Regions from separate parts of the Homo sapiens genome. Here region 1 is linked to region 2. A link is an interaction called in ENCODE POLR2A ChIA-PET data of the cell type or tissue named here. Cell type or tissue: MCF 10A. All regions are shown on one strand. Links, peaks and the distances in the headings refer to the core of each region. The heading gives the core; the rest is flanking DNA. Region 1 has its middle 460 kb from the start of TRQ-CTG1-1. Region 2 overlaps KIF13A (kinesin family member 13A).

Region 1 (5,385 bases), core at 107-5,106, 1.5 Mb after region 2:
CTTTGTTGTAAGTTGCATTTCATTCGTTTTCTGTCATTGGCAATTATTGAACACTTTCTCTATACCAGATTACTCTTTTTTTTCCTTTCTTTTCCCACTGAGCTCCAAGTTTCCCTTTTTAGTATTTCCCTGTCTTCCTCCTTATCTCTGGTGATAACCTTATCCCTGTTATAACTGACTTCATTGGTTGCCTGCCAACAGCTACTCCCTATCTTCGTTAAAGAAACAAAATTTTGTTCACATATACCCACATTTTTTTTTCTCTACAGCCATATTTTTGAGGAAAGGACAGCCCCAGCCCCAACAGATTTTGGTTTGTCTAAATTAATTCTGGTCACTTCATTTTCTTTTCAATGATGTGTTTAGGAAGGACTCGGCTGTGGCTAATGAGATATGAAGGTAAAACTACTGAAAAAGCTCCACAGAAAGATTTCTTAGCTCTTAAAATGAAACTCCAAAGGAAAATATGTGGAGTATTTTTTTTTCACCATATCTTGACTTTACATGAAAATATAAGTAAGAATGCGATGGATGCCAGAAGCTGTGGCAACCATCTTGTGACCATGAGGAAATTAGCACATCTAGGGATACCAGATAAACACAGCAGATACGAGAGATGGGAAGAACTTGGATCCTCTATATTTTTGAACAACTAAATTGCCTGACACTGAGCCACCCTACCCGGGATTATGTGTTATATAAGACAATACAATGTTCTTATTATTTAAGTCTTTTGTTTAGATTTCATTTTACTTGTTGCTAAGTCCATTTCATAATATAGTAGTGACCTGGTTAAGTGAAAAGATTTTAAAGTGAGACAAACCAGTATTTAAGGGCTTGCTCTTCCACTTAATATCCGTTATTTAGGCCGGGCGTGATGGTTCACGCCTGTAATCCCAGCACTTTGGGAGGCCAAGGCGGGTGGATCACAAAGTCAGGAGATCGAGACCATCCTGGCTAACAAGGTGAAACCTCGTCTCTACTAAAAATACCAAAAAAAATTAGCCGGATGTGGTGGCGGGCGCCTGTAGTCGCAGCTACTCGGGAGGTTGAGGCAGGAGAATGGCGTGAACCTGGGAGGCAGAGCTTGCAGTGAGCCGAGATCGTGCCACTGCACTCCAGCCTAGGCAACAGAGAGAGATTCCTTCTCAAAAAAATAAAAAATAAAAAAACAATATATATATATAATCTGTTATTATTCATCAAATCTAAAAATGCATAATATAACACATAGGATTCATTAAAAGAAAGTTAGTTCATAATTAAACAGTGGCTCTGGGTAATAGCAAAAATTAACAAGGTAAAAAGGATATTTAGAAGGAACATCAGAGACAATATCAAAAGGCATAAAGCATGCAACTGTGATCTAGACTTATTTTATGTCCAGAATTTATCTTCCCAGAGCATTGAGTCAGAACTAATGAACTTCTAAAAGCTCTGAATATGTCTAGATTTGAAACACAGAAAATTATTAATTGAAAGAAGATTTTATTGGGCATCTTTCAACACATTGTCATGCCCTGTAGGTTATGCAAGAATGAAGACATCTAAGCAAAAGTGAAGTTTGAGAAAATAAAGAAAATATAAAATATTTCATCTAAGTATATATATTTATGTATACTTTAACTTAAGTATATATAAATCATGCATTCTTAATTCTGCAGTAGACTTGCCTTCAGGATACAATCTGATTGAAAGTGCCTTGAAGGCAAATCGTTGGTCTAGGAATAGTAGAGGAGGAAGGCCACTTATAAGAGTGAATTAGACAGGGTAAATATCTTCAAGAATAATTCAGGGGTGTCCAATCTTCTGGCTTCCCTGGGTGACATAGGAAGAAGAAGAGTTGTCTTGGGCCACATGTAAAATATACTAACACTAACGATGGCTGATGAGCTAAAAAAAAAAAAAAAAAAGAAAGTCACAAAGCAATCTCATAATGTTTGAACAAAGTTTACAAATTTGTGTGTTGGGCCACATTCAAAGCGATCCTGGGCCACATGCAGCCCACGGGCCACAGGTTGGACAAGCTTGGAATAATTGATGGGTCATACAGCTTATCCAAAAATGAAGGAGTGGAAAAGAAACGCAGTAGGAAAAGGGATTCATTTGTTCAACAAATACTGAATGATCACTACATGCTAGGCAGTATGACGGGTGCTTGGAACACGTGTCTTTTCTCAGAGCTTTCAGTCAAGTTTACCATTCAACCACTCATACATACCACCCACACATGTCTGATATTAACTTCCAAGGTAAAGTATTAAAAATGAAAATACTAATTATATTTCAAAATTGCTTAAAATATTTATATTGGTTATATCCCAAGAGCAATTTAATAGATGGATGTATTTTGTCTTACTTTTAAAGAAAAATGTATTGTTATTGGAGAATCTCTACTAGCAGTTGCTGAAAAAGAACCTGGTTCTGGGATATTCCAGAGAGCTCTGGCTGAGTGACATTCTCTGCTGATTTACAAAGTGGCATCAGATCATCTTTCCCACACCTGGAGCAGCTCAGCCAACAGCAGCTTGCAGGTGTCACTCAAGTCTGGCTAAAGGCTGGCTCCAGCAAGTCTAGCCAGGACCTGGCTTAGAGATTCCCTGTCCTGGAAGGGCCTACCTCCCGTGAGTGTGGGCCCCTCCCACCATGAGTACATGTATGTGGGTGGTTGGGAGTATGTACACTCCCCCTTGTATCCCTCCATCCGTCCATTTCAGCGTCTAAATAGTATCAAGCCCTTAAAATAACATTAAGACACGTTCCAGCTTGCCCTGCCAGTCAAAGGAAAAAGGAGAAAAAAAAAAAAAATTGAAACCCTGCATTTCAGAACCCCAAGGGCTTTTTGATTTGTTAGGTTTAGCGGTTTAGAGGATTAAAAAGGCAGAAATATTAGGAAGAAAAAAGAAAAAAGAAAGAGCCAGCATATTAATTGAAGCAAATCTAATGAGATGCTGGGCTACAGGGAAAAAAAAAATGGTTCTACTACCTGAGCAAATCTTATTTATTATTCTTGCTTTGCAATTAAAAATTTTAAAAACTAATAATAATTTCCTAGACATTTTTCTTTTTCTTGCTATGCTAGTCACATTTCCCAAATCCTTTATCAACGCTGCTCTGCATATGAATGGGCTGTAATTGAACTGTCACATTCATGAAGGTCAGTAACCTTTCATTAGGAAGAATGTGCCTTTCTTGATAAATTGTAAAGTCCCAGAGGATTTGAAAGCATATTCAAAAAAAAAAAAACTCTGTCTACTATACCTTGATGAACAAAATGCAGATTTTTCTCTGTTATTTTGTGCATGAGGCAAGAGAGCGATTGCTTGTGTTTTTATTTAACATGCTTTTTGTGTGGGGTTTTTTGTTGTTGTTATTGTTTGGGTTTTGGGGGGTTTTTTGAGCCAAGGGAGGGGAATTCTCTCCACAGCCCACCAACCTTGGCTTTTTGTGTTTTTTGTTTTGTTTTGTTTTGTTTTTGTCAGCAGCACGACGCAAAATTGTCTAATGGAAGCTTTTCCTGAGTCTTTAAGCAAAATGAAAAACTTAAATTTCCTTTCTTAAAAAAATAACACCATTCTCTCTGCTGTTTTAAAAAGTAGAAATTATGAATGCTATTCTTTCCCCTTGTAGTACACTTCAGCACTTGCTATGGAAAAGACCAAAGTCATTATGTGGAGATAAAGACCTACCTGAGTGATGCATATTCTGCTAACCCCACCCTATGATTTAGGCAGTGATTAACACGGACAAGCACTCAGCATCCCCACTTTTGTGTTGAAGATGGCTGACCCCAGAGTGATCCAGGCCCTGCCAGGGATGTCTGCTTGTGCTTCTGCGTAATTTGACTTGAGACCCCTCTGGGGATTTTCAACCAAAGCTTTAGGCTCACTCAACCAGCACTAACTCCCAGCTCCCCTTTAGTTCAACCAGTCTTTCGTCCCAAACTACAAGTTATGTGTAGCTTTTAATGTATGCTTGTATTTTAAATGGAAGCTATCTGCCAATTTTGAAAACAGTTTCTTTATTCAATTTTATCAACTTTAAATTGGATTCAAAAGATTGTTCTGGCATTATTGAGATTGAAATGCACATAAACTACTTAACAGGAAATCTGAAAGATATTAGTGCAAAGACTAAAATAAAAAGACATGAGGAACACAATGTACCACGGTTTCTGCCATAATGATAGGCTCCATGCTTATTTGATACATTTAGGGCGTCAATTCCTTAAGAACTTTCTCACTGCCCAAACATGTAATACATAATCTGTACATGAAAAATTTAAATTTCTTATGAAACAAACAGAAAATAGAAGGATTTTAGCAGAGAAATTCTTTTTACAAAGAATGTGGTCTTCATTTGTAGGTCTATGTGGTTGCATGGTGGGAATAGCAAAGAACTTTCTATCAAAAAAACTAGTAATTCCCTACAGTATTAGGTAGGTTCCAACTAAGAAAACAAAACCTATACCAGATAATTCAAAAGAAAAAAAATGTAATGGTGGGAAATGTTTTTTGAAGATATGAAAAGAGCTGAGAGAGCAAACAGGGAAGGTAACAACTGCAGAAAGTGGCTACCACTTTTAGGGCTACAGGGACATTGAGAAGAGGTGGTGTTACTGGGGCCTCAATGATGACTGCAGCTGCCAATACCTGTGCATTGGGATGTTGCAGCTAAGATGTACAAGTACAGCTATGAAACATGATTTCAAGGAAATCAAACTAATGATTCAACCAAGTACATTAGAATTGGCCTCCAAACAGCTCAATTGGTAGAAGCTGGAACTATGGTAAGCCTGCCTGGAGGGAGCTGGCAATTTGAAGAAAAGAACTGGCTAGTGGGAGCTAAAGCCACTGACGAGACACAGCAGAGACCTTGCTAGGCAGAAAGAAACAGGGAAATCATCTAATGTCTCCTTCCCTCTGGTGCCAGTCTCCCACTAGAGCCTCCCCTTGTTACCTGGAAGCAAGCTGGTAAGAAAGCCTGGAAAAGGTTGATGTAGGTTCAAACCCTAGTAGGATAGGGATAAGGGCATGGAATGCATTTCAGAGCTAAGAGGGATGGTCTGCAGTACCATTGGCTTTTTTGTATACATTCTCACAATGGGTAGTCTAGGGCAAACACTATTGTAGGGTCCTATGAATAGGATATATAGGCAGGAAAATAACAGCATTAAATCATGGCAATAAAATAGACAATAAGTTCTTAAATTCATCCTAATAGCCAACAAAACAACTCCTGAGCAATTTCTCAAGAAGTAAAGGAAAAAGAATCTTCATAAAGAAAACCCATTTTGCCAGCGAAATGGCCAAACCTAACCATTTTCAATGTTTTGACTAGGTGGAACTTACAAAAAACTATAGTCCCTGTTATGAATCTCACCAG
Region 2 (5,385 bases), core at 246-5,245:
GGTACTGGCACCAAGGACCTACAAGAAATTACTCGATGATATCTGAGAAGTAAGACAAATATGGAGGAAGTAGTAAGATGGGGGAAGAAAGGAAATAAAAGAAATCAGAAGATAGTTGTTCTTAAGCTTTTTTTTTTTTTTTGAGACGGAGTTTCGCTCTTGTTGCCCAGGCTGGAGTGCAATGGCGCGATCTCGGCTCACAGCAACCTCCGCCTCCCGGGTTCAAGCCATTCTCCTGCCTCAGCCTCCGGAGTAGCTGGGATTACAGGCATGCGCCACCACGCCGGCTAATTTTGTATTTTTAGTAGAGATGGGGTTTCTCCATGTTGGTCAGGCTGGTCTCGAACACCGGACCTCAGGTGATCTGCCTGCCTCGGCCTCCCAAAGTGCTGGGATTACAGGCGTGAGCCACCACACCCGGCCAAGCTTTTTTTTTTCTTTTTAATGCTTTTCGATAATCTAATTCATTTTAATATAATTTCAGGGGGATTCATGGAATACTCAAAGCATACCACAGACTCCAAATTAAGAAGTCCTGAACTAGGGACTCAGCCACTGAATCACTCTGCCATGTTAACTGTGCTTTTTCTTTTTGAGACAGGGTCTTGCTCTGTTGTCCAGGCTGGGGTGCATTGGTATGATCATGGCTCACTGCTGCTTAGACCTACCTGGGCTTTGGTGATCCTCCCACCTCAGCCTCCTGAGTAGCTGGTGGGACTATAGGTGCTCATCACCATGCCTGGTTAATTTTTTTGTGTTTTTTTTGTTTTTTTTTGTTTTGTTTTGAGACAGAATCTTGCTCTGTCACCCAGGTTGGAATGTAGTGGTGTGATCTTGGCTCACTGCAACCTCCACCTCCCGGGTTCAAGCGATTCTCCTGCCTCAGCCTCCCGAGTAGCTGGGACTACAGGTGCCCGCCACTAAGCCTGGCTAATTTTTTTGTATTTTTAGTAGAGACGGGGTTTCACCATATTGGCCAGGCTGGTCTTGAACTCCTGACCTTGTGATCCACCTGCCTCTGCCTCCCAAAGTGCAGGGATTACAGGCGTGAGCCACTGCACTCTGCCCATGCCTGGTCAATTTTTAAATTTCTTTTTTAGACATGGGGTCTCATAGTGTTGACCAGGCTGGTTTCAGACTCCTAACTGTGCCCATTTTTCCCATGGGAAAAAGCTCTGTTAGGCACTGGTCCTCTGGAGCAGAATGTCCATGGGGTGTTTCCATAGTGGAGGGTGGGCTGTGCACTTACACCCCACAACTGGGAACCCGGGTCTATATCGCAGCTTCACTTTGGGCAGAATGGCATCTTATTCTTCACCTGCTCTAAGAATCACAAGAAATAACCTGGTAGTTCAACGTACATTTTCTGAAATATCTTATGCCTACCTAGGCCACTATATCTAAATAGCTGAAATACCAGAGTTTAAAAGGAGGGTAACAATGAGTCATTGAAGCCTGTTTTGTTTTGAGTACTTTGGACTGCAAAATAATCCTCCTGAGTTGTATCTTACAAAGACCATTTAGGGGCCAGGAAGGAACTAGAGTATATCGCAAAGGTATGAGATTACCTTTAAAAAGAGAGAGCGATATGGGGCACAGAGCTGAATATGGTTTCCAAAATATTTCCCATTTGATTAAAACAAAGAAAAAACTTGTGACCTCCAAATATTAAATGTTATAATAATCTTTTAAGACCATGACTTGGGCCAGGCACCGTGGCTCACGCCTGTAATCCCAGCACTTTGGGAAGCCGAGGCGGGCGGATCACAAGGTCAGGAGATCAAGACCATCCTGGCTAACACGGTGAAACCCCGTCTCCACTAAAAATACAAAAAATTAGCCCGATATGGTGGTGGGCGCCTGTAGTCCCAGCTACTCGGGAGGCTGAGGCAAGAGAATGGCGTGAACCCGGAAGGCGGAGCTTGCAGTGAGCCGAGATCGCGCCACTGCACTCCAGCCTGGGCGACAGAGTGAGACTCCGTCTCAAACAAACAAACAAACAAACAAAACCATGACTTAATCCTCAAAGCTTCTAATATCGATTATTAGTAGAGAAAAAAGAATGCAGACCTTGACTATTTGCCTTAGTTTCTTGATCCACCTCAAGAACATAGCTTAAATAGAATGAAAAACAAAATAAAACAAAACAAAAAACTTGAACCACCATCGTTCTCCAAGGCTGGCCTGTGCTTACCTCCCCCTGCTGGCTGATGATAGGGACTGCATACTGAAGTTTCACATCACAGAAGAGGCATTCCAAGAATACATTCGCCACCCCGATGAGGTTGTGATTTTCTTGGGCTTCATAGAAAGGGTCACCTCGTTTTCCGTAGAGTCTCTTTGCCTGAGAAGTAGGAGGGGCCAGTGAGTGGACGAATAAGAAACATAACATCAATTTAAATAATATTATTTAAAACTAGCATTTGAAAAAAAATTTAAAGAATCTATCCATTTAAACAGCAAGTAAAATTATAATGTCACATAAATAAAAACTAAATTAGCTGGGCGTGGTGGCGCACGCCTGTGGTCCCACCTACTCAGGAGGCTGGGGCACGAGAATCGCTTGAACCCAGGAGACAGAGGTTTCAGTGAGCTGAGATTACACCACTCCAGCCTGAGTGACAGAGCGAGACTCTGTCTCCATTAAAAAAAAAAAAAAAAAAAAAAAAAAAAAAAAAAGAATTAGCCCATGGGAGGGGCCTGTTTGCTGGGGAGCTAACTAATGCCTGTGCAGAAGATTCCTCTTCAGTTCCTGCCTTGTCTTCCTTATCTACCTCACTTGCAGCTTTTTCATTTCATCCCCTTTGTTTTGCCTCATCTCCTTTGCCAAGTCTTCTTTTCCACTGCTAATGTCCAAAAAATGGATTATGCAAGCTTAAATTACTCTTAGTAATCTACCTGGCCACGATCACAGCTAGGGGTGCGTGAACACACATTAATGAATGCGAAATCCACACTGGCTCCAGTCAAGCTGATTTTTCACAGCACCGATAAAATGGCATAAATTTACTTCATTCTACTTCTTTTCACTTGAAATGTAGTAAACATGAAGCCAAATAAGAATCTACTATATGTTTTCTTCATTTAGTTCCCAACTGTGTGGGGATCATGTGTTGTATTACTGATCCAACTTAGCGCTTCTTTCAAAATCACTTGTACTTTATTTTCCTAATATAATATCTAACGTATCATGAGCACATCTCCGTGTGTGTGTGTGTGTGTGTGTGTGTGTGTGTGTGTGTTGCTAAATCGCTTATATTCTCTGTTTTTAACATAACAAAATCTCCATTACATTTTGTCTCTTTTACCTCAGGAACTTTTTCCTTCCATTCTTGGTAAAGGTCTCTCATGTCAATTAATTTATTCTCCAGCTTCTCAATGGTCCACACTTGGGTGCTCTTTCCTTTCCTCCTCACTTGGATAGCTGGTTCACTCACTATTGCACCTCTCTGCATAAGGAAGAAAAACAAAACAAACCCTGTTATAACTCCTTTTTCGATTGCTAAAGCAATATATATACAACAGTAACACAGTAAGTTTGCAAAACACATAAATGCATACAAAAGAAGATAAAATTCTACCACCTACGAGGATAGTCTGGTTTATTTTCTACCTTCTATGTACACTCATGCACACTTTTTAATTTTTATCACGATCAAGACCAAACAAAAGTATAACTTCATACCCCAATCCTCTCTCCAGTTTTGATATTGTGATCATTTTTCTTGTATTGTTAAATATTCTTCATAAGCACGATTTTTTTTTTTTTTTGAGATAGGATCTTGCTCTATCATCCAAGCTGCAGTGAAGTGGTATGATCTTAGTGCACTGCAGCCTTGACCTCCTGGGCTCCAGGAATCCTCCCACCTCAGCCTCCCAAGTAGCTGGGACTATAGGCACATGACACCATGACTGACTATTTTTTATTTTATTTTTTGTATTTTTTTGTATAGATGGGGTTTTGTTATGTTGCCCGGGCTGGTCTCGAACTCCTGTACTCAAGCGATCTGCCCACCTTGGCCTGCCAAAGTGCTAGGATTACAGGCGTGAGCCACCAGGCCCAGCCATAACCATGATTTTTTAATGGCAACACAGCAGTGTCCTTAGCATTTGGATGTACTATACATTTGAGTAATTATTCTATTGTTTGACATCATGTCTGTTTCAAGGTTTTGCTATTATAAAGTCCACTATAAGCATCCTTGTGTATAAATCTCTATGGACACTTCTATGACTATGGGCTTAGAATAAATTTCCCAAAGGGGAACTACTAGGTCAAAAGACTAAAACCCAGTAAGACTGATAAGATACTCCCTGACTCATTTTCTAGCTTGCTTGCTGGAAGAAAAAGTGAATGGATGAAAAACAATTTTCTTACTTTTTTTAAATTTAGTTTTTCTTTTTTTCTGAGTCATAGAAAAACAATTTTCTGGCTGGGCACGGTGGCTCATGCCTGTAATCCCAGCACTTTGGGAGGCCAAGGTGGGTGGATCACCTGAGGTCAGGAGTTCGAGACCAGCCTCACTAACATGGTGAAACCCTGCCTCTACTAAAAATACAAAATTAGCTTGGTGTGGTGGCGCATGCCTGTAATCCCAGCCACTTGGGAGGCTGAGGCAAGAGAATCACTTGAACCCGGGAGGCGGAGGTTGTAGTGAGCCAAGATCATGTCATTGCACTCCAGCCTGGGCAAAGAGCGAAACTCTGTCTCAAAAAACAACAACTGTTGCAGGAAGTCAGGGACCCCAAACGGAGGGACCGGCTGGAACCGTAGCAGAGGAAGATGAATTGTGAAGATTTCATGGACGTTTATCAGTTCCCAAATAATACTTTTATAATTTCTTATGCCTGTCTTTACTTTTATCTCTTAATCCTATTATCTTTGTAAGCTGAAGATGTACGTCATCTCAGGACCACTGTGATAACTGTGTTAACTATACAAATTGATTATAAAATGTGTGTTTGAACAATATGAAATCAGTGCACCTTGAAAAATAACAGAATAACAGTGATTTTTAGGGAACAAGGGAAGACAACCATAAGGTCTGACTGCCTGCAGGGTTGGACAAAAAGAGCCATATTTTTCTTCTTGCAGAGAGCCTATAAACAGACATGCAAGTAGGAGATATATTGCTAAATTCTTGTCCTAGCAAGAAATATTAATATTAATACCCTGGGAAAGGAATGCATTGTGGGGGGAGGTCTATAAACGGCCGCTCTGGGAATGTCTTACCTGGTTGAGATAAGCACTGAGATACGCCCTGGTCTCCTGCAGTACCCTCAAGCTTACTAGGGTGGGGAAAAACTCCACCCTGGTAAGTTTGTGGTCAGACCGGTTCTCTGCTCTCGAACCCTGTTTTCTGTTATTTAAGATGTTTATCAAGA

The links. ChIA-PET counts read pairs that join two places held together with the same protein. Peaks named below come from ENCODE experiments on the same cell type or tissue, not always from the same donor. Only the 100,000 strongest peaks of a DNase experiment are listed, where the experiment ranks them.
Region 1: POLR2A ChIA-PET joins it to region 2 with 5 read pairs; 1 of 35 experiments calls an interaction of 5 or more read pairs at or near these places.

Annotation. Positions count from the first base shown.
Region 1 is chr6:19,295,488-19,300,872 of GRCh38, forward strand. No RefSeq gene overlaps it. Among named protein-coding and RNA genes, the nearest start is that of TRQ-CTG1-1, 460 kb to the left of the region's middle. In MCF 10A, for the core only: no CTCF peak of the experiment used is centred there; a DNase peak (open chromatin) is centred at 2,654.
Region 2 is chr6:17,802,167-17,807,551 of GRCh38, forward strand. KIF13A (kinesin family member 13A) reads right to left here. Exons shown (of 39, transcript NM_022113.6): 19 at 3,309-3,449; 20 at 2,195-2,344. Among named protein-coding and RNA genes, the nearest start is that of NUP153-AS1, 98 kb to the left of the region's middle. In MCF 10A, for the core only: a CTCF peak has its summit at 2,220 (motif pointing left); a DNase peak (open chromatin) is centred at 2,205.